Regions from separate parts of the Homo sapiens genome. Here regions 2 and 3 are each linked to region 1. The links are chromatin loops, found by intact Hi-C in ENCODE. Cell type or tissue: CD14-positive monocyte. All regions are shown on one strand.

The links. Hi-C counts contacts between places; a loop is a spot of excess contacts. Peaks named below come from ENCODE experiments on the same cell type or tissue, not always from the same donor. Only the 100,000 strongest peaks of a DNase experiment are listed, where the experiment ranks them.
Region 2: a loop joins it to region 1, with 3 times the contacts of the local background. A loop is called at or near these places in 80 of 110 quality-filtered maps.
Region 3: a loop joins it to region 1, with 2.3 times the contacts of the local background. A loop is called at or near these places in 64 of 110 quality-filtered maps.

The regions. Positions count from the first base shown.
Region 1 is chr1:167,536,677-167,544,676 of GRCh38, reverse strand. CREG1 (cellular repressor of E1A stimulated genes 1) reads left to right here. Exons shown (of 4, transcript NM_003851.3): 4 at 2,376-3,664. The coding sequence ends at 2,379. Among named protein-coding and RNA genes, the nearest start is that of CREG1, 13 kb to the left of the region's middle. RefSeq lists an enhancer at 4,175-4,675. In CD14-positive monocyte, CTCF peaks have their summits at 3,919 and 4,118 (motif pointing right); DNase peaks (open chromatin) are centred at 3,496 and 4,126; H3K4me3 peaks cover 1,156 bases; H3K27ac peaks cover 4,267 bases.
Region 2 is chr1:167,271,747-167,279,746 of GRCh38, reverse strand. The region is part of intron 1 of POU2F1 (POU class 2 homeobox 1); the gene reads right to left. LOC124900412 (a long non-coding RNA gene) reads right to left here. Exons shown (of 2, transcript XR_007066718.1): 2 at 1-8,000. Among named protein-coding and RNA genes, the nearest start is that of POU2F1, 55 kb to the right of the region's middle. In CD14-positive monocyte, no CTCF peak of the experiment used is centred here; no DNase peak of the experiment used is centred here; H3K27ac peaks cover 396 bases.
Region 3 is chr1:167,437,663-167,445,662 of GRCh38, reverse strand. CD247 (CD247 molecule) reads left to right here. Exons shown (of 8, transcript NM_198053.3): 2 at 4,896-4,999; 3 at 6,263-6,319; 4 at 7,013-7,093. Among named protein-coding and RNA genes, the nearest start is that of CD247, 77 kb to the left of the region's middle. RefSeq lists a silencer at 6,120-6,249. In CD14-positive monocyte, CTCF peaks have their summits at 3,126, 3,328 (motif pointing right) and 5,981; a DNase peak (open chromatin) is centred at 3,342; H3K4me3 peaks cover 1,027 bases; H3K27me3 peaks cover 1,515 bases.

The sequences.
Region 1 (8,000 bases):
TGCAGCCAGGAAGTGGTGGTGCTGGGACTCAAACCCAGGCATTCTTGCTCCAGAGCCATCACCTGACTTCTATCCATGATGCTGTACTTCTCCTCTGGCTGCCTCACTGGTAGCTGGCCAGGCTCCTAGCTCAGTGTAATTTATAATGCACTTTCTGCTTGTAATGATTGACTGCTGTTTCAGGAGATTACGGTGATGATAACTAAGGTAGACTTGTAGGTTGTAGGTCATTTGAGGGCTTAAATTCTTAGCATTTATTTAATCTCTGTCTTTTTCAATTGTAGAACAATTCCGTGTTGAACTATTGACTCCCTACCATGATTGGAAATCTCAGTTTTGTTTTGTTTCTAATTTTTTTTAATTCCAAGCAGGGCCTAGGACAGTGTGTGTCATAGAGCAGGTGTTTAGGAATGATTGTCTGGCTCATTACTTGAGACAAACACTCTCACACTCTGTTGGAATAAAGAATCCCACAGTCCTGGCGCTTGTTTTGCTGCTGTGCATGCAGGAGAGGCACGGGCCACTGGTCGTCTTCTGGGCTGGCAAAGCCATCTGACTTCATAGGAATATAGAGGTAGCAATTACAACTTTATTCCCTGGCAACAAATTATCAGGATGACTGTTAAGAAGGGCCTGCTCTTCGAAGTTAAAGTTTACTTTCACAGGACATAATCTCTAAAGCGCAGTTATCTTTATATAAATAACATGCCCAAAGGCAGTGCCTGGTTTAATAACAAAATAAAACTGTTTTCCCATAAGTCTCCACACTGAATAAGTGAGTAAAACAGATACTTTTGAGGTTCCCACTTTATTATGCTGACAAAGGAGCACTTCTCTGCAGCACAGAGATAGAACATTTTTCCCTTGTCCTGAGAGGCGGCCCAAAGGCTAGAGCAGATGTGACTCTTCTGAGGCAGTGCACCAGAACCCGAGGGATGGGCAGGGCCTGAAAGCTGCCCGCTCTGACCGGGTGCCTCTGGCTAGGAATTGTCCATCTCCGAGTCTAGGAGTGCCCCCACTAATCCCACCCGCCAGGTTTGCCACCAGAGCTGTTTAATAGTCCGGGGAGTGTACAGTGATATCTGTGAGGACCAGGGCCCCCATCTTCTTGGAGAACCACCCACAGGGGCCTCACAGGCGTTCTGGAGCTTCCCCACATTGGCAGCCACCTTGCTTGGCTTGCCCAGATCGGTTTTGGAAGGTATTATTCCTCCAAATACCACGAAGCCCTCTGCATCTGAAATCTGTTTCACACAGATGGAGACTGCCACTTGTGAGAGCTGATACGGAGCTTAACTGAATGTGGTTTGCCTCATTGGACTGTTGGGTGAAGCCCCCATGAGCATGTTTGCATGATCAGTGGAAGGCTTAAATGTCTACACGAAGCATTTGCTGGCACCCTGGAATAAGCAGTTCTTTTTTTTTTTTTTGAGATGGAGTCTCACTCTGTTGCTCAGGCTGGAGTGTGGTGGTGCGATCTCAGCTCACTGTAAGCTCTGCCTCCTGGGTTCATGCCATTCTCCTGCCTCAGCCTCCTGAGCAGCTGGGACCACAGGCACCTGCCACCACGCCTGGCTAATTTTTTGTATTTTTAGTAGAGGCAGGGTTTCATCATGTCAGCCAGGATGGTCTCAATCTCCTGACCTCGTGATCTGCCCGCCTCGGCCTCCCAAAATGCTGGGATTATAGGTGTGAGCCACCGCGCCCGCCCAACAAGCAGTTCTTATAAGCATAAGCATTGCTTTTGACCACTGTTAAGTCTGGGCAGCAGCATGTTTGTGCTAAGCCTCATTTTATCTCCTCTGGCGCACATCCGGATATTTCCTAGCAAACACACAGGTAACAAAAGGTCATGGATTACAGACTTGCCCAGTCTTGATACCTAGAGATGGATTCCCTGGTTGGTGGCAGCAGAAAGGGGGAAAGTTCACCTCCCAGCTGTGGTCACTATCACTGGGCAATGGCTAATCACTGCTCTTCTGCCCTGATGTTCAGGACCCCTTCTGTTCTCAACTATTTTTGTCTTTTAAGCCTTCAGATACTCTTAAATGAGATAACAACAGCAGCCACGGCAGTGGCCTGCTTCTTGCTACATCCTAGTAGCGTTTATCAGTGTGTCAGAATCATACTTGGAGAGGAGGGTTATTGCTAAAATGAGGATTCCTAGGCCCCACCCTCAACCTATTGAAACCGAAACTCAGGAGTCTGCATTTTAACAAACCCAAGTGGTTATTTAGTATATTCTAGTGGTTGAAATGAACTGAAAATCTTAATTTAGATCAGAAATTTTATCTAGTCCTTCCCTAGAATGAATTAATTTTTAAGATTTGTTAACCCAGTTTAACAAAATAATTCTTCTCTGTTCCCCTTTCTAGGTGAAGCAGACTGTGGTGAATTTAGCAACACTTATGAAGTTTCTTAAAGTGGCTCATACACACTTAAAAGGCTTAATGTTTCTCTGGAAAGCGTCCCAGAATATTAGCCAGTTTTCTGTCACATGCTGGTTTGTTTGCTTGCTTGTTTACTTGCTTGTTTACCAATAGAGTTGACCTGTTATTGGATTTCCTGGAAGATGTGGTAGCTACTTTTTTCCTATTTTGAAGCCATTTTCGTAGAGAAATATCCTTCACTATAATCAAATAAGTTTTGTCCCATCAATTCCAAAGATGTTTCCAGTGGTGCTCTTGAAGAGGAATGAGTACCAGTTTTAAATTGCCCATTGGCATTTGAAGGTAGTTGAGTATGTGTTCTTTATTCCTAGAAGCCACTGTGCTTGGTAGAGTGCATCACTCACCACAGCTGCCTCCTGAGCTGCCTGAGCCTGGTGCAAAAGGATTGGCCCCCATTATGGTGCTTCTGAATAAATCTTGCCAAGATAGACAAACAATGATGAAACTCAGATGGAGCTTCCTACTCACGTTGATTTATGTCTCACAATCCTGGGTATTGTTAATTCAACATAGGGTGAAACTATTTCTGATAAAGAACTTTTGAAAAACTTTTTATACTCTAAAGTGATACTCAGAACAAAAGAAAGTCATAAAACTCCTGAATTTAATTTCCCCACCTAAGTCGAAACAGTATTATCAAAACACATGTGCACACAGATTATTTTTTGGCTCCAAAACTGGATTGCAAAAGAAAGAGGAGAAGAATATTTTGTGTGTTCCTGGTATTCTTTTATAAGTAAAGTTTACCCAGGCATGGACCAGCTTCAGCCAGGGACAAAATCCCCTCCCAAACCACTCTCCACAGCTTTTTAAAAATACTTCTACTCTTAACAATTACCTAAGGCTTCCTCAACTGCCCCAAATCTCTTAATAGCTTCTAGTGCTGCTACAATCTAAGTCAGGTCACCAGAGGGAAGAGAACATGGCATTAAAAGAATCACATCTTCAGAAGAGAAGACACTAATATTATTACCCATATACATGATTTCAGAAGATGACATAAGATTCCTCTTAAAGAGGAAATGTCAGGAATCAAGCCACTGAATCCTTAAAGAGAAAAGTTGAATATGAGTCATTGTGTCTGAAAACTGCAAAGTGAACTTAACTGAGATCCAGCAAACAGGTTCTGTTTAAGAAAAATAATTTATACTAAATTTAGTAAAATGGACTTCTTATTCAAAGCATCAATAATTAAAAGAATTATTTTAATGAAATGTGTTGGATTCGTTTTCTTAAACATAGACATTAATATTTATTACACTTTGTTTTATTGTCTACTGTCGAAATAGCATGTTCCTAAATCAGTCACTGGCTGTTTCAAAACTTGAAGTGAATAATACCACTCTTTCTAATTGGCAAAAAGCTCATTGTGTCCTAAAATTCTGGGCATGGCCAGATCTAGCCTTTGTCACAGGTTCTGCCTCAGGGATTTGGTTGCCAGTGTACCTTGTGATAGAATTAGGTTGAGGGCAGCTATTTGGTTTTCTCCCTTTACCCACTTAGTGAGTTTTTTCTCCAGCATTTGGAACCACATAAATACATATCGACATTCAGGTAAGATCTAGTTATCATACAGAGTAAAGTCAACCAGTGTTTCACAGCAGGCAGATTCTTTTATAATTGAATGTGCCAGAATATGTCACTGTTAATATTCCAGTTAGCCACTAGGGGGCACTGGACTACTCTTTGTGCAAGTTTGGGTTTCTTACACAGCCAAATCAAGCCCCTAGGAATAATGCTCTGGGTTAGGAGCTGGAGTAAATGCAGCTCAGCAGGGGCAAGAGGAGAAGCAGAGGCCTGATTTGCTGCTGCTGCTGCTGCTGCTGCTGCTGCTGCTGCTAGGTTTTCCTGGGTTTATCATTCCCTCCACACCATGTGCTTCTACATCAGGCTTCTGGTCTCCTTGCACCCCACCTGCTGCAGAAGGAGAACAGATCCCTGGGCTCAAACAGCTAGGAGATGAGTATCTTAGACTGGGGTGGGGAGGGGGAGTCAGCCTTGGTGCAGAGAGCAGGACAGGCCCTGATAGAGAAAGATAAAAGTGTAAAGAGGGGCCGGGCGCGGTGGCTCACACCTGTAATCCCAGCACCTTGGGAGGCTGAGGCAGGTGGATCACGAGATTAGGAGATCGAGACCATCCTGGCTAACACGGTGAAACCCCATCTCTACTAAAAATACAAAAAATTAGCCGGGCGTGGTGGCAGGCGCCTATAGTCCCAGCTACTCGGAAGGCTGAGGCAGGAGAATGGCGTGAACCCGGGAGGCGGAGCTTGCAGTGAGCTGAGACCGCGCCACTGCACTCCAGCCTGGGCGATGGAGCGAGACTCCGTCTCAAAAAAAAAAAAAAAAAAAAAAAAAAAAGTGGAAAGAGGGAGTAGCTCAGGATCCTGAAGCTACAGAGTCCAGACAGCTGCGTTTGGCAGATGCTATCTTGACCATCCTTCTGCACTCAGCTGGTCAAGGCCATTTGTCTTTACCAACCATGGCCAATAATCATAGTTTATTCTGTGTTCTAGTCCAGGTTCAAAGTCCTTGACAGGTATGTGGGGGAGTGGAGAAAAATCTTTATGAAATGTGACGAAGTTCAATGAAATAAATGCATCAGATATTCTGAGGAGGTTGCTAGTGTGATGTTCCCTTCTTAGTAGTATTTAGACTGAAGATCACAAAGTAATTGAAAAGGAGACTACTTTCTTTTAAGGGAGCATGTTTTTCAGTTTTAGTACTGAGGAAATAATGCTCTAATTTGTGTAATGCTGGTTGGTCAGTGTTTCCTAGGGGAATTCCAAACTGTCACTTCAAAACCAAGTGTTCTATAAATATTATTAGAGAAGATAATTATAATTTAATTATAATTCCTTTTGGAATTAAGGGGGGTACAAATCAGTAAAATGTAAATTTTTCAGTTTTTTCTTTAAGATTTATTGTAAGACATTTGTATAGGAAATGTGGAGAATAAAAAGTTTGACATTTATAACCTCACCAACCAGCATGGTTGCTAATATTTTGGGTGTGTTTTCTTGGGAGTGATGTTTAAACATAGTCAAGATCTTGCTGTTTAATGAATGTGTATCATGCTTCTTTCACTTTATCATAAACAACCGTGTTCCTAGAAGCCATTCACGAGGATGGCTGAGAATGGCTGCAGAATATTTCATCAGATCAATATAAGCAGGCCACCAAATAATGGTCTGCATTGGGACTCTGTTGCTAGTGACAAGAAACCTAAGTCAAAGTTGTTTAAACAAAAAGAGTTCATTGATCTTATATTATTCAGAACTTGGCTTTCATTTCCTGGCTCCTCTTTCTGCCGTGTTAGTTTTCATTGCAGCCAGCAATCTTACCACCAAGAGGATGTGTCCTTCCTAGCTGGGCCCTAGCCATTCCCGAATAATCACTGTGTCTGGGAATGGGGTGCCCTCTTTGGCCGAACTTGAGTAGTGTGGCTTCTCCTGGAGTTGCGGGTTCACTCAGCACCATCAGAATCACAGAGACTGGGAGAATGTAGAAGGGGGACTCCTGCAATGAAAAGAGTGCTTATGCGAACTGAAGGAACACTGAGCAGGCAAAAACCAAAGGCTATTAGCATTTTCTCCAGTTTTTGCATATTTAGGTTACTTTCAGTTTTTTCCTCTTAGAAAAGTCTTACACATAAAATATTTTCTACATTTCTGTTTATTTCCTTAGATTCCCAGCAGTGGAATTTCCAAGCCAAAAGCTTTTGGTACATGTTATAAATTGCTTTTAAGAATGTGTATCAATTATAATGTCCAGTGTTTGCTTTAAAACATTCTAGCAAAGAAAAAAGTATAGGGGATTAGATGAGGAGAAACTGGCAAAATGGTAACAGTTGAAGCTAGGTGAGGTGCCTGGAGATTCATTTTGCTATTATTCTCTTTTGTGTATGTCTGAAAATTACAAAGATTTCTAAATTGAATTGAAAAAAAATAAAGAATTGAGGATCTAGAGAGGTTAAGTGACTTTCCCAAGCCCACCCAGTTCTGGTCTCCAGGCTTTAAATCCTGGCCATTTCTTCTACTCCACACTAAATTGGCATGTGGTCATATTGTCTGAGACACAGATTATGCCAGCGTAAGGCTTCCTGACTCTTCTTCACCCCGCAACACACCAAGGCAGGAATGCAGAGCTAATCTATGTTTGTGGGTGGGGAGGGGGCATGAGTAGTGGGTGCTAGGGAGCTAGATAACAAGTTTGGCTTGGTGATTCAGGAGTTCAATAGAGATTTCTTGAAAGGATGTTTTCAGTAAAATTTTGGAAAATACATAATAATGGGGGAGGGGAGAGAATTTATATCAATGAACAGCCCTGCAAGCAGTGTATGAAAGTGCTTACTCTGCGATGGGTTAAAATAGTGTGTTATTTTAATTGGCAATTCTTAAGGTTACTAATAACATTGAACATTAAAATTTATTTTGGTTTATTTTTCCTCATTGAAAACTGTCAATTTATATTCTTTGTCCACTTATGTTTGGGGGATCATTTTAAAAAATTGATCTTGCTGAATTCTGTATATTCAGTCTATGAAATCATTTAGTTAGTAAATTTGTTGCTAATACTCAGTTTTCCTTTTAAGTTATTTTGTTTAAAACCTATAGATTTTCCATTTCTATAGAAGAAATTAACATAATATTTTTCCCTTGACTTCTTTAAGTTTAATTTCCTTTAAACTTGGTATGTTTGTTTCCTTTGAGAAATTTGATAAATGTCAATTCAGATTTTCAAATTGTTATGTTTAATTTTTATACTTTTTAATCCTTTAGAATGCATTTTGTGTATAATATTCTTCACTTTTTTGGATGACAAACCCAAATTATGCTTAGCTTTTGTAGTCTAGATGTGAACCCAAATCTAAGCATAGCTTTCTCAGAAGTGAGGATGTAAGTGAGTTAGGGCCATCGGCCTAGCCTGCTGGACAGTCTGTCTGAGAGACACTCTGTATCCCTTAGCTTGAACTTGAGGGATTGGAATTGGCAAAGAAGCATGGTTCTGATAATATTCTCATAACCTTTGGAGGTTGTCTAACACACACACACACACTCCTTAGCTAGATTCTCAAGTCCCACCACAATAAAACTTCAGCTGGCTCTCCCAACATTATCTGCCATTCCTCAGTGTATCCTATGCCATGACCAGCCAATCTGATCTGGTTATACCCCAAACTTTTCCCTTTGGACTTTTCCACATGCTCCTCCCTTAGCCAGGCATCTCCTACCTCCTCATCTCCCTCACTTTTCAGGAGTAGGTAGTCCTTTGAAGGCCGAGTCTGCATCTGATATATTTATCACTGTAGCCCCAAAACACCAAGTGTCAATATTCCATTACGTGGAGTAACCCCTCAATGAAATTTTAACAAACGTTTTGCTTACAGACTTTGTACTTTAGTGAATATAGTGGAAGATGGAGGTTGGACCTCCAACTTGCTGTGTGACTTAGAATGAAGTGATTTGTTTCAGTGAAGGCACATTTAATCCCAAGCACTTGGCAAATCTCAAGGAGACTTTGCTTGGCACCCCAGACATCAGCCTCCAT
Region 2 (8,000 bases), 260 kb after region 1:
TATTCCCTCTGGAACATATGGTTTTTTTTGAGATGGAGTCTCGCTCTGAGGCCCAGGCTGGAGTGCAGTGGTGCAATCTCAGCTCACCGCAATCTCCGCCTCCAGGGTTCAAGCAATTCTCCTACCTCAGCCTCCCAAGTAGTTGGGATTACAGGTGTGAGCCACCATGCACGGCCCCCTCTGGAACATTTAAGCTGCAGTTCCCTCTACCAAGAATCACATTTTTCCTCTGTTCTAAGTCATAACTCTTCTCACCTTTAAAATATTACTCAAGCTCATATAACTAAATTATCAAGAATTTCTATATTTATCTGGATTGCGAGGGTAGGTCACACATTATTCTCTTAACTCTGTTACATGTTCTGTCATGGGGGGACACAACATCAATAAGAAAAATGATCTTTTTCATAAACTTACTTTTGATAACTTGTAACAGCTCTTGTCTGCATCACAGGGCAGAGGTCAGTTGCATTACATTATAAAACAAAAGACTGAATTTCTTTATCCATGTTAATTAAACCTTTTTTATTCACGTTTGCTATATCTCATCAGTTAACAACATTTGTTACATACCACTACCCATGATTCTGCATATTCTACACATAATGTGTGTTCATTTAACATTATCAGGCGTATGCTGTAAGCACTGTGTACCATTATAATCAGGGGGGAATAGAAGGAAATGGAAGAACATGGAGACACCAATCCTGTTCCAATAGCATTTGAATATCTTTAAGCTGTGTAATTATGTATTCCCCTTAATTTACCTAACTAATTACAATCAAATGAAAAAATATCTTTCAGATGATCATTTTATTTGCAAAGTGTTTTACTTAAAGAATCATACTCAAAGACACAAATATGTACCCATGTGAAATAGGTCTTGAAAACCAAATTTAAAATAAATTCTATTAAAATAGAATTTTATTAAATTCTATTAAAATAGAAAAACAAATGAAGGGGATAGCCAATTAAAGTTTGCAAAATGTCTGGCGTATTGTAAGCACTGAAACGCTTGCTGAAAAGTGAGCTAAGTCAACGTATCTTTTTTTAGAAGACTTGTCAGGACAGGTAAAAATAAAGTTCCCAGACAATCTGAACAGATTCAATTCCACAGCTCAGGAATTAGCTGATTTTACCTGACCTTTAGTTCCTAAACTGTGTCGAATGATAAATGTAACATTATCTTCATCGTTGAAGCCTAATCAGATTATGCTGAGCCCTAAAATTTCCTGAAGCAAAATTTATGGACAAATGACAAATACCCTAGATCTAGAGAAAGGACAAACTCAAGTCATTTAACCATTATCTATGAAATCCCTACCATGTGCCAGGTGCTGGAGATACAGCAGTGAGTAAAGCAGACAAGGTCCCATCCCTCTTGGGAGTTTTCAGTCTCAGAGATACATAATAACAAATTATGATAAATGCTATAAGCAAAAGAACAGAATCTTACAAGACCATATATCAATAATCACTTTTTCTATAGAAACAGTCTTTGTGTTGAGACGTGAAGAATGAAATGGAAATTGACTAAGCAGAGAAGTAAAAGGTCAGAGCATGGTACCTGTGAGAATCTGAACAAAAGTCTCAGTGGCTCAAGTGCAGAGGGTTTGAAAAATAAGAGGGGAGGTGGAGAAGTAGGCCTGGGGAATGTTAGTCTTTATCCTAAGAGTAGCAGGAAATAATGCTATGGAGGAGAATGACATGACTGGATTTGTGTTTTCATAGGATACAGTACCCTAGCTTCAGTGTACAGAACAAATTTAACAAGGATATGGAGGGCTACTATTGTGCTGCAAGGGGGAGATAATCCTACTCAGACTAAGACAGCAGAGAATATGGATTTGAAAATTATTAAAGGATGTCAAATAGACAGGCCTTAGTACAGTAAGAATTTGGGAAGTGAGGGAGAGGGGGTATTAGGAATTACTCCTAAGTCTTTAACTTGGAAAACTGGAATAAAAAAGGTGATGCTATTCACTGACATGTGGGACACCAGAGGATGGCATGCGGCATCAGCGAGTAGTAACTGAGGCCATTGGGATAGATATAATTGCTGGGTCGTAGAATGAAAAGAAATGGAAGCCTAGGACTGAGCTTTCACAAAATCTGACATCTCTGGACAACAAAGGTGGCTGGGGTGAGGTGGCTCATGCCTGTAATCCGAGGCTTTGGAAGGCTGAGGTAGGATCGTTTGAGGTCAGGAGTTCAAGACTGGCCTAGGCAATTTTTTTTTTTTTTTTTTAATTAGCCAGGTATGGTTGACACGTAAAAATGGAGTTAGTTCCCAGACATTCTGAACAGATTCAATTCCAGCTCAGGAACTGGCTGGTTTTACCTGATCTTTAGTTCCTAAACTGTGTCAAATGAACACAGTTACTTAGGAGGCCAAGGCAGGTAGATCACTTAAGCCCAGGAGTGTGAGGTTGCAGTGAGCTATGATTGCGCCACTGCACTCCAGCCTAGGCAGCAGAGCAAGATCCCAACTCTTAAAAAACAAAAAACAAAACAAAACAAAAAACCCAAAGTAGACAAAGCAGGAGTTACCAGAGACATGAGAAGAGAACCGAGAAAGCACGACCTCACAGCTTTCAGGGAAAAAAAGGTTTCACAAAGAGTTGGTGGTTGAGAGTGTCAAACACCACTGAGAGGTCAAATAAGAACAGGTCTGAAAGAATGCTTATTAGATTTCATGACCTGAAGGTCACTGATGATCTTAAGAATACTTCCCAGAATAGTGAACTATTCCATGGCTTAGACTGGCAGTAGAATGCAACAAGAGCACATTCTACTCACTCATTAAACTCCTTTCTTGTTTTCTTTTTTTCTGCCCATCCTTTCTTGCTCTGCACTCTCTCCTGACTTCAATATGGCTTCCTTTCTCATCTTTTTTGTTCTATCTACTCATTTCTTTCTTCTCCATACTTATTGATTTTCTCCTTTGCCTTTCCCACCCTTATTTGATGACAATATGGAACTGAAAATACTTCATTTTTTATTGAATACTTCCATTCTTCCTGTTCTTAATTTTAACACTTTATAATTCAGAATGGTTGAGGATGGTGCTGGTGGCAAAATTTAATTGCTTTTACTTATATGAAAGCTTCAGAATAACTTATCTCAAAGAGTGGGTCAATGGTTTGAACAGGAAATAACGTCCTAAAAAATCAAACTCTTCTTCTATAAGAATATAGTCCCCTCTTATCTGTGGGGGGCACATTCCAAGACCCCCAACTGAAACTGGGGCTAGTATTGAACCCTATATAACACTATGTTTTTCCTATATATATATACCTATGATTAAGTTTAATTTATAAATTAGGCATAGTAAGATTAACAATAAGAATAATAAAATAGAAGTTATAATAATATGTCAGCATCACTACTCTTGCACCTTGGGACCACTATAAGTAAAATAAGTGTTACCTGAACATAGCACTGCAATACAATGATCAGCCAATCTGATAACATAGGCCGCTACTGAATGACTGACAGGCAGGTAGTGTATACAGCATGGGATATACTGAACAAAGGAAAGATTCACGTCCTCGGCAGAACAGAGTGGGATGCCGTGAGATTTCATCTCACTACTCAGAACAGCATGCAACTTAAAACTTATAAATTATGTCTTGGATTTTCCGTTTAATATTTTTGGACAGCAGTTGACTGTGGGAAGCTGAAACCACAGAAAAAGAAACAGCAGATAAAGGGGGACTACTGTTGTCTTCTAGTATAAGCTAAATATTTTGTTCTTAGATCGCTAACTGCTGGATATAATGTGGCACAAACCACCATCTCTGTTATAAAATCTTAAGTTATTAAATAAGACTCATCTAAAGTACTTTTTCTTGAATATTTCCAGGGCACAAGATATTCTTATACAGAAACCTCAGAATGGAAAATAGCTAAGACATAAGCAGTGTTTCACAGAACCATCCATCAGTCTTTTTTAGGATGTAGCAGTCTTCCATGTATCACTTAACCAATCATTATTCTTACCCCATCTTTTTGGGCAGGGGGTGGTAGAATTTAAAATTTACCATTACTAAGACAGGGTGATAGTAAGCATAGAATTTTGGGATGTCTTTTTTTTCCTTGCCCTAAACCTTCAGAGTTCTGCCAGGTGATTCAAATGTTAAGATCCCATAATCTCGCCTGTGTGCTCAAGCGAACACTAACACTTTAAAAAGTGGGAATGAAAAATCTGAACTGTTGAATTAGACACAGTATTTGGCCCCATCTTCAATTTCAGAAAGAACAAGTAGAGATATCAGGGCCATTGCGGCCTTCTGTAGTCATACTGAAGAATGATGTACATTTAAAGTTTTAATACAGTTTTTAAATAAGCCAAAAAAAAAAAGTCTTCTGTAAGAAAACACTATTGTTCTCATCATAGTTCTATTATCAATAATTATTACAGCCGGGCACAGTGGCTCACACCTGTAATCCCAACACTTTGGGAGGGCAAGGTGGGGGGATCACTTGACCCAGGAGTTCAAGATCACTCTGGGCAACATACTGGGACTCCATCACTACAAAGAAAACAAAAACCAAATCCAGGCATGATGGTGCAAGCCTGTAGTCTCAGCTACTGGGGGAAGGCTGAGGTGGAAGGACTGCTTGAGCCTGGGAGCTCAAAGGTGCCGTGAGCTGTGATCGTGCACTCCAACCTGGAGTGAGAGCCTGTCTCAAAAAAAAAAAAAAAAAAAAATACATTTATTTGACTAAGTAAGATTAGCAGCCCCAGAGTTCATCAGTTGCAATTCATTCACTGCAAATCTCAGGACTAAAAGTAGTATGTTTCAGAAGAGTATCTTTCTAAAAGACAACAAAAAAGGTGGAAAACAAGAAGGAGCTGTAAAGGAAAATGAGAGGGTTGTCATTATTTTTAGATGGAAATGCTGTCATTAATGAAAGGCAACAAGCATTTTCGCAAGAACTGGATTTACAAGAAAGCGTAACTTTACTATAATTCATGGTTTGTCCAGAAAACTGAATATATGAACAAATGACAACCAAACTATTTTAACTCCCAACCCTTTCGGAAACACAGTGAGTCTACAAAGAAGTAAGTCTACTAATCAGCAAAGACTGAATTTTAACTGTGTTAAAATTCAGAGTAATTTTGGTCTATATTTACTAGGGCAAAATATAGACCCAATACATAGCAAAATTCATCTAAAAACAAGGACAATAAAATAACAGAAATAGGTAACTACCTATTTAAAATGAAACCTTCCTCATAGACCCACATGTTCTATAGAAATTTGTCAGAAATAGTAAATTCCAGGCAATACTCAAAAGACCTAGAAGGAAAGAAGAGGAAAGGAAGATATTAGATAAAGGAATTATCTGAAATAACCAAGTGAATTTCTGTTACTAGTTTTATAGTCAGATTCTTCATAGTTTCATTCTCTACTCAGGCCTATTAAAATAAAACCCCTTAAACTTTACCTAAAGCAACAGGGTGAGAAGCAACAGATTAAAAGCAAAACATTACATGCTAGAGATTAGAGCTTTAATAATTAAGGGAAAGGAGGGGTACGTAACTAATAAAAGTAGTCAAAAAGTTCTGCATAGAGTAACCTTCTTAATGTGAGCAAAGAAACACACAAAAAGAAAATCTCAACCTTATTACTCTTCAACTATTATAAGGAATAAGAAAACCTAGTTGGGGAAAATCGTATTTTTAGTTAGTAACTGGTGGTCATTCAGAATAAATCAAGAGTTTGCTCTACAATTACTACCCTTGTTTTTTCACATAGAGATTAAACATGAACAGTATGCTCCTGGTTCAGGCTCAATTATTCAGGAAGAAAATAAAACACATTTATTTTAAACTATGGCTTTTATATCTTTGTCAAACTCTAATTTCTTTCACTCTTACATTTTGAAATCCCTTATTTTTCTATCTTAAGCAATATGAAGCTGATGAGAGGGGAAAGACCACAAGTTCAAGTTCTTGTCCATACACTACTCATAACGTGGTTATCCTAGCTTTTCATACAGAAGCCTATGAGAGCTCCCAGTTACTTTCCCAACAACTGCCACACTTCTGCCAGACATAATAGGCAAGGCATAAAAGGTACTGGCCTGAGGCCAAGAGAAAGAAAATTCTTTGTGGCTAAAAGGGGCCCAGATACGTCTCAGGCTGCTGCTCCAGATGGGGCAAGTTGTAAGCCTTGGCAGCTTCCACGTGGTGGTAAGCCTGCGGGTGCACAGAGGGCAAGAGTTGAGGCTTGGGAGCTCCTGCCTAGATTTCAGAGGATGTATGGAAACTCCAGGCAGGACTCTGCTGCAGGAGCAGAGGCCTCATGCAAAACCTCTACGAGGGCAGTGTAGAGGGGAGTGGGGTTGGAGCCCCCACACACAGTCGCCACAGAGGCAGTGCCTACTGGAGCTGTGACAAGAGGGCCACCGTCCTCCAGACCCCAGAATGGTAGATCTACTGACGGCTTGTTCTGTGTACCTGGAAAAGCCACATGCACTCAACGACAGCCTGTAAAGACAGCCGAGGGGCTGTACCCTGTAGAGCCACAGGGGCAGAGATGCCTCAGGACCTGGGAGACCACCCCTTGCATCAGTGCTGCCCGGATATGAGACATAGAGTCAAAGATTATTTTGGAGCTTTAAGATTTAATGACTGCCCTGCTGGGTTTCGGACTTGCACAGGGCCTGTAGCCCCTGTCTTTTGGTTGATTTCTCCCTTTTGGAATGGGTGTGTTTACTCAATGCCTGTACCCGTGTTGTTATCTTGGAAGTAACTAACTTGTTTTTGATTTCACAGGCTCATAAGTGGAAGAGACTTGCCTTGTCTCAGATAAGACTTTGGATTGTGGACTTTTGAGTTAATGCTGAAATAAGATTCTGGGGGACTACTGAGAAGGGATGACTGTATTTTGCAATGTGAGAAGGACATGAGAGATTGGGGAGGGGCCAGGGCAGAATGATACGGTTTGGATTTGTGTCCCCACCCAAATCTCATGTCAAATTGTAATCCTCGATGTTGGATGAGGGGCCTGGAAGGAGGTGACTAGATCATGGGGGTAGTCTTCCCCCTTGCTGTTCTTGTAATAGTGAGTTCTCACAAGATCTGGTTGTTTAAAAGTGTGTAGCCCCTCCTACTTCTCTCTCTTCCTCCTGCTCTGGTCATAAAAGACCTGCTTGCTTCCCCTTCAGTTTCTGCCATGATTCTAAGTTTCTTGAGGCCTTCCCCCACCACGCTTGTACAGCCTGTGGAACTGTGAGCCAATTAAACCTCTTTTCTTTATAAATTACCCAGTCTCAGGAAGTTCTTTACAGCAATGCAAGAACTGACTAATACAGTTCTGAATATGGTTTTTTTTTTTTTTTGAAATCCTAATGTGTGGGAACATACTTACAAAACCAGAGTAAGAACATTCCCAGCCAAAAAAGGGGGCATTGTCAAAAAAAAAAAAAAAAGGTAATATTTACTATTTTGACATTTTTCAGAATGAAAACCATTCACCAAAAAAAGCATTTATTCCTGATAAGCAAATATAAGAATACAGAAAATGAATTTATTAATGGCAAGTATTCCTAGTCTTACAAAAAACTGTATACTGTTCATTCTAACATACTGCGGACATTCTTTTATTTCTGTGGACAGCAAACCTGTCGTGTAAAAAGTCAGAAAGTAAACATTTTAGTGTTTATGGGACACATGGTCTCTGCCACAACTATTCAACTCTGCTGTTGCAGCATAAAAGCAGCTATAGATATTACAGAGACAATGCATAAACAAATGGGTATGGTTATATCCCAATAAAAGTTTATGAATATTGATGTTTCAATTTCATATAATTATAATGTCATGAAATATTATGCTTTTTATTTTCCCCCACAAAAAAATGTAGAAATCATTCTTAGCTCAAGGGCCATACAAAAACAGAAAACACGAATTTGACCTGAGGACCATTGTTTGCCTATTCCTACATTATTTCCAATGTTTGTGGAAATAAAAATTTATAAATGTC
Region 3 (8,000 bases), 99 kb after region 1:
GAAACCAGATTCTGTAAGGATAGGTGCGTCTCCCCCAGGGTGCACTCTGGGGCTCCAGAATCTTCCTGTTAGTGGTCAGTACCATGAGACTTCCTGAATTCAGGGCTTTTTTTTTAATGAAGATGACAAAAGGCTACAAAGGGATGGCGAGGCTCACTGTCACTAATTAGACTCACAACACTTAGATACAATGACCCGTATGCCTAGATACTCTGTGATCATCTTTGGCTGCCCCCAGCCTCCTCTGAGCATCTCACATGGCCTATTCCTGGGATCTTGCTACAGGGCAGGAAGGTTCCAACTTATCGTGCATGGGCTTAAAGTAGAAATCATGGCAGTAACAATAGGTGGCAAAATGGAACACATACCCTTATGGGGTCCTTCACCCCATAAGAATTATTTTATTTTATCCTCACCCCATAAGAAGTATCATATTTGGCCAGGCACGGTGGCTCATGCCTGTAATCCGAGCACTTTGGGAGGCCGAGGCGGGCAGATCACTTGAGGTCAGGAGTTTGAGACCAGCCTGACCAACATGGCAAAACCCCATCTCTACTAAAATTACAAAAATTAGCAGGGCATCGTGGTGTGCACCTGTAATCCCAGCCACTTGGGAGGCTGAGGCAGGAGAATCACTTGAACCTGGGAGGCAGAGGTTGCAGTGAGCTGAGGTCATGCCATTGCACTCCAGCCTGGGCAACAGAGTGAGACTCCACTTAAAAAAAAAAAAAAGTATCGTATTTAACCCTCACCACCATCTAATGAGACAGGTAGTGTTGTTATCCCCATTTTACAGATGAGAAAACGAAGGCTTAGAGAAGTTCCATAATACACAGTTCAGAAGTACAGTGTATAAGAAGGACCAAAGCTTTAATTTTATTGCATCTGTTTGACAGAAATTTACATTTGTTGTAGGGTATGGCTGCATCTCTACAGAAGGCAGGGCTTCCCTCTCACATGCTGTGGCCCCTGTAATGATGCAGGTCTGAATCTCAATCCATTCATGGCCATGCAGTGAAGTCCCCATGCCCAGGTTCCACTCCAGGCCACTTAAGTCAGAGCCTCAGGGGAGAGGGCGGTGGATTGAGAGTCTGTGTGAGAATGCTCTATTAGTCTCTGGGGCTCCTTTCAGATGCTGAGGTTCTCCTGGGTGCTGTACTCTTGGGTAGGGATCAGGAACATTAAATAAAACAGCTTCTCCACTTTTACAGAAAAGTAGCTACCATGTAATACCCTGAAACCTCCTAGGAAGCAGCTGCTGGTCCCTTTGGGATGGAATTGGTAGAAATACGAAGAAGCCACAGGAGCGCGCACAGGGAAGAAGCCAGGACCAAGTAGAGAGTGGCGATGCGGTGCCTTTGAGCTGGCATCCTGCAAAACTGTCTGTTGTCCAGGGAAGCTCCTACACCTTGTGTGCGGCCTCAAGAGCTAAGACTTAAGCCCCATGAGGGCAGGGACTCAGAAGACTCGACCCAAATATCAGACATCATTGTCTTTTGATTCTCATCACAACCCTTAAGGTAGATATGATTACCCTCCATTTAATAGATGAGGTAACTGAGGCCCAGAGAGGGAAGTGACTTGTCCAAAACCACACAGCTAGTAAGTGGCAAGAGAAGTACTCGAACCCACCTGCACGCAATCCAGAGTTCATTCCATTTCAATAGTTCCCGGCACAGAGCAGATGCCCAATGAATATTTAATTAATTGCGTAACTGAATCAGGTCCTGCATCCCTGCATGGAGCTTTCTGGGCCATGACTGTCTTCCTCAGGCCCATCTCTCCCAGCACAGGTATAGTGGGACCGAGGAGAGGAGGGTCCTACACAGGGAATTATGTTGGGGTTAATATCCTCTCCTCCACCCAACCACACACAGCACACTTGTCATCAGTCATAAAACTATGCAGAAAGAAAGGAAGAAGGAAGGAGGGAAGGAAGAAAGGAAGGAAACTTGTTCATATTATTTATCTCAGGGACATGCCCAATCCCCCTGCCCCTTTGTGTTGTGCTGAGTCTGCACAACACAAAGAAATATTTCTTATTTGTGCTAAATTTACTGTCCAGTAATTTTTCTGTTCTAATTTTCTGTGACAAGCAGCTGAGTGATTTTCTCCTGGATTTTCTTCTGAGTCTCAACCAGTCCCATAAATCGCCACGGTTATCTCCTCTGCAGTCCTCACAGCAAAAAGTCACCCCAGCTTTGGTGGCCTTCATGGGGGCTGGCTTGTCCCCCAGAGGCCTTTAGATCGTCCCTAGGTCAGTGAGGACTTCCAGCAATACCTTGGGGCCAGAGGGCAGGCACACCTGGGGCTGGGCCCAGCATCTTCCTCATCACTGAAGTTCAGCCCTGAAAAATTCCATGATATCGAGTGATTGTCTACCCTGTGCCCTGCACTCTGATGCTGGGGCTGGAGGAAGAGGCAATAATGAAGATGCAGCCATTGGTCTCAGGTGCTGACAGCCTAGATGGAGGGGCATCTGAGTCCTGAGGAGTTGGGTTTGTAGAGCGCTTTGGGGGATATAGGCTCTTGAACCGACATCCTCTCACTTTTTCCTCAGGGGCTCAGGTGGTGGGACAGTCTGATTTCAACAGGTGTTGAGTGGAGGGGTAGAACGCAAGCCTAGAAAAAGATCTAGCTCAGCAGGCCAGGGGGTAGAAAAATATGGGTGTTCAAGGAAGAATGGGGGGAAAAGACAAGAGCAGAGGGACAGGGTGGCACAAAGCTGTGGTCTTTTCAGGCCTGGACTGGTTATGGCAGAGCCCTAACATGGCTGGACAAAGAGCTTGGACTCTCGTCCGAGTGGCTGGGTCATCAATGGTCTCTGGGCAGGGTCTGTGGGAGGTTTGTAGAGATCAGCTGCCTGGGGGCAAGAGGGGTCCTGAATTAGGGTTGGAGTCAAAAGCCAGGGGACAGAGGGATTCAGGGTGGTGGGGGTGGGGACACTGGCGGCTGCCTTTGAATCATCTGCTTCCATAGTTCGTCAGGGAGGCCAAAACGTTGCTGGCATGGAGGGGTAGGCAGGGCTGGCCCAGGGGCAGGAAGGGGGCGAGAACTGCTAGGGATCAGTCCTGGGCTGCCTGTGACCGTGTGCTCTGAACCCGAATACTCGGTGCCTCAGTGTCCGAGTGTGGGTGGCAGGAGGATCTGACGATGATTACATTTAAGGCAGTGTCTGAAGAAATGTTAGTTTTCACCCTGTTCAACAGAAGAGGCAGCTGACAGAGCATACATAACCTGCCCCAAATCACACAGCCAGAAAGAATGACAGCACTCCCACATATGGCCTCCACTCCCTCTGCCCTCATCTGGGTCCAAAGGCCACCAGAGGGCGCCCAGGCCTTGGGAGACAGACACTAGCGGGGCTGGCCTGGGACCTCTGCTCTAGTTACCAGGCAGGGGTGGAGTGAGATGGGTACCACACCCTGTTTTACAGGTTGAGTTGCTGCACGTTTACCTAGTAGGAAGTATGGTCAGACTAAAATCTGAGTCTCCTCATTCACAGTGCAATGATGTTCCAAATAAAAACACTAACTTTTTAAATTTTTTTTTGAGACGGAGCCTCACTCTGTGTGCCAGGCTGAAGTGCAGTGGCGTGATCTCGGCTCACTGCAACCTCTGCCTCCCAGGTTCCAGCGATTCTCCTGCCTCAGCCTCCAGAGTGGCTGTGATCAAAGCTGCCAGCCACCACGCCCAGCTAATTTTCGTATTTTTAGTAGAGATGGGGTTTCACCACGTTGGCCAGGCTGGACTTGAACTCCTGACCTCAAGTGATACACCCATGTCAGCCTCCCAAAGTGCTGGGATTACAGGCGTGAGCCACCGCCCCCAGCCCAAAAATGCAAACTTTTATTTAACCAGAGTATTTAGTGTATCTGCATTCTTCAGCCCATTGTACTCCAATGGCAGTGCCAACTAAACGTGCATTAACTACAGCTTGACAAAGGTTAATATGGCACTAGGAGTTAGGGGCCCCTGGGAAATTTGCAGTGGGAGAAGCTAACACAGAAGGGATCTTTGAGCTGCATTTTGTAGGATGCATCAAATGTTACCAAATAGTAGGGTTTCAGGGAGAGAAATGGAGGGAACATGAAGAGGGAACAGAGAGTGCAAGGCACAGGGCAAATAGTCTGGAAGAGCAAGGCGTGTCCTGGGAATGGGGTGTGTGTAGTGGGAGGAGGGGAGACAGAGAAGGCTGAGGCCATGGAGCTGGGACTAGGGGACAGGGAGATGCTGGGCCTAGGTGGGGAGGGGCACCAAAGGTACCTCTGTCTGTTGGCCATGAAACCCTTCAGGGAACAGGGAAGGGAAGCCGAGCACCAGATCCCACTGTCCTAGGCGGGAGAGTGCTTGGCACTGAGGAGGCAGGGAGTTGGGGGAGAGTTAACCCAGATTCTCCCTGTCCTAGTTAACTGTCAGATATTGAAATGATCTCATTTGACCATCATTTGACCTATTGTCTCCCTGTGGGTAGGCCTCAGAGCCACACACCTCAGGCCAGGAGTACCATTCATCCAGACGTGAACATCTTCCCGAGGCTTCCAGAGTTCTTGGTTCACACCGGGGCTAACATGGCTGGGCTTCTGCTGCAGTGGCAGGAGCTCTGTGCACAGAGAACAGCCTCATCTGCTCGCCTTGTTTCCACCTCCCCTCCCATTGCCCCAGGTTCTTTGGCCCCACAGCGGCCACATCTGCCGTTGGTGCCAATAGGTTTTCCAGGAGCTGGTTGAGGTGGGAGGGAGGGAGAGGGTTGTGATCAGGCTGAGGCATGGGGATTGGATATAGTCTCCGTGTCATGATTTATTTGGTCAGTCAGTCCTAGTGCCACCCTGGGGTAATGGGGATGTGTTCTCGTCACCTTGGGCCTGGCTGACCAGCTTTATCTCTTGGCACAGAGGCACAGAGCTTTGGCCTGCTGGATCCCAAACTCTGCTACCTGCTGGATGGAATCCTCTTCATCTATGGTGTCATTCTCACTGCCTTGTTCCTGAGAGTGAAGGTGGGTACCACTGGGCTTTGGGAGGAGGGCACGGGGTCCCCCACTTGATGGATGTTCAGAGGGGCCTTGGTCTTGGAAGGTCTCAAGCTCGGGTGGTGCCTGGGGCTTGGTATCCAGGAGCAAAGCAAGGACCAGCCAAGTGTGTGCCTTGAGTGGGCTGAGGAGGAGGTGGCAGTGTCTGGCTGAGATGGACAGGGTAGGAGGGAGAGCCTGGTGCTAGGCACCTCCATGACAAGCCGTACAAATGTGTGCACATCAGAGTGTCCCAGGGAAGGCGATGCTACTGGTGACAAAGGGGCTTACACTCAGGCAGAGGTCCTTCTTTCCAAGTGTGAATGAAGGCCATGTTAGCCTTTCTCTTGAAAAGGCCCTTTCCTCATCTGTAACTGGGGAGCTGACCAGAGCGTGGGTTTTTCACTTGGTGCCTTGCAGACCCTGGATTTCTTCGTGGGGCTGGTCATGGTGTGGGCAGAGATTGGAAGAATTTAGGAGTAAAGGGGAGAATCCAGTCCCAGTCATCACTTCAGTGCTTCTCAACCCATTTCTTGTTTGAATTTTGGACTTTGGCATAATATTTTATTTGAAAAACCAAATCTTACTGAGTTTCTTGTTTTAAGTTTGAAAATGCTGCCCTAGATGATTTCTAAGGTTGTTTCCAATGCTCTAGATCTGTAAGACATTGCAGTTTCTCCCGCCTGAAGCGGCATGAAGTGAAGCAGGAGTGAGGCTGTGTCAGCTTCCCACAGATGCTCAGGACACTAAGCGAACGCGAGGCTTCCTGGGCACCGGGGCAGCCGGGCGATGGCTGAGGGCTGGGCGAGTGATGCACGTACAGTACACTGCTCCGGGGGTCAAGATAGGAGGCGGGATCTTGACCAGCCGCCATCCACCCTGGATTGTCCTCAGAGTCCCCGGAGGAAGGGATCCTAGAGAATACTCATGTCCCCGGGGGCGCAGACCAAGAACCTTATACCTCTGCGCACGCGCGAGGGCGCTAGCCCGGGAAGAATAAACTCCAGCGGGTCCTGGGCCAGCGTGATGAATGCACGTGTCACAGGCGGGAGGAAAAAGGACAACTGGGCTCAGAAAAAGGGGCTGCCACGCCCCGGCCCCTGCAAGGGCTCAGCCCCAGGAGGCAGGGCAGCATTGTTAGTTGCCAAGGAGCGGAGTAGGGCTGTCCCTCGGGTCGCCGCGCGCCCTGGCACCCCGGCTCCCCTGCGCGCCCTCGCGGAGCAGTAACGCGCTTTGCTTTCTGTGTTGCAGTTCAGCAGGAGCGCAGACGCCCCCGCGTACCAGCAGGGCCAGAACCAGCTCTATAACGTAAGTCAGCCTCGCCGTAGACCCTCCGGAAAGGAAGGGCAGCCTCCTCCTCGGACCTAGGGAACGCGCCCGCCAGAGTCTTGGGTTTAGGTTTGGTCCCTAGCTATCACCTCTGCGACCCGGCTGCAACTTGTTTAACCTCAGTTTTCTAACCCACAAAACAGGTGTAGTAATTGTACCTGTCTCAAAGGGCGCCATAAAGATTACATGCTTTAATGTCTTGATGCATGGAACGAGCTTAGTCTAGTGCCTGCCACTAGTGAGCCCCCAAGCCATCAGCAATTTGCAAAGGCTAGAGGGGGGTGGAGAAGGAATGTATTAGAATCTTCCCAGAGGAGGGGAAAGCGATTTCACACTCCCTGTGCAATGGGACTGTGGTGAAATTGACTACCACCTCTGAGCCCCCACTTCTCTATTTGCTCATGAGAATGTTGATCCTTATCCCGTTGGACTGATCAGCCTATAGTACTTGGTGACCTTTGGGGATCCCATCCACTGTCATGTTAAGGCGTGTTCTCTGAGATGTCCTCTGGGATGATGGTCTCCAGATGGACCAGTTACCATCCCCTCCCCAGCCCCTGCCCCTCTTTTTATGAGCCACCCCAGAGAGGGAAACCACACTCCCCAGTCCAGCTGGCTCCATCCTTCTGAGGTTCCTCCGTCCTGTGTCTGACACTTTCTTATCTGTTATAGGAGCTCAATCTAGGACGAAGAGAGGAGTACGATGTTTTGGACAAGAGACGTGGCCGGGACCCTGAGATGGGGGGAAAGCCGGTAGGGGTTCCTCTACCTTCCTGTGTGTTCCTGCATGTGTGGTGGGGCTCAGCCCAGGCTGTGGGGGAGGGCTCCTCAGCTCACTCTGCAACCAGACTCGACCCTCACATGTGTGGGCCCAGGACAAGAGAAGAGATGGAGACCCACTTGCTGCCGCACCCTCTTCCTTCCTCCTTGGCTCCATTCTGCATCTCAAGGGGCCTCACCCCCGGACGTGGCACCCCACTGCTCATGTCTAAGCTCTACCCACTTCCCCTCAAACTGCTCCTTGGCCATCCTGAGATGCACATACGGTGACGCCATCTGCCCCAAGAGGACAGACCTGGTGAAGAGGTCCATACAGGAAGGGCCCAAGACCCCTGGATAACCCACATATGGTCGGGGTATGGTCCCTGGGGGGTTTGACCTCTTGGCTTTGTAGACACTATACCTGTGGGTATACCTGTGGGTAGGGGAGCAGCTGGATGACACCACAGTAGGGTAGGGTCCTCTTTGTTTTTTCCCCTTCATTCTGATTTCCTTCCTTCCTTCCTTCCTTCCTTCCTTCCTCTGTCTTTATTTATTTTATATTGACAAATTATAGTTCTACATATTTATGGGGTACAAAGTATTGTTATGATTTTTGAATATAATATGAAATGATTAAATTAAGCTAATTAACATATTTATCACTTCAAATCTTTAACTTTTTTGTGATGAGAACATTAGCAACTTACTCTTAGAGATATTAAAATGTATAGTACTCACATATTAACTATATTCAGCATGTTGTGCTGTTGATCTAAAAATAAATTACTCTTCCTATCTAATTGAGGCTTTGTACCCTGTGACTATCATCTCCCCATTCCCCCCATTCCCCAGCCTCTGGTAAACATCATGCTACCTGTCCATGCTTCAGTGAGTTAAA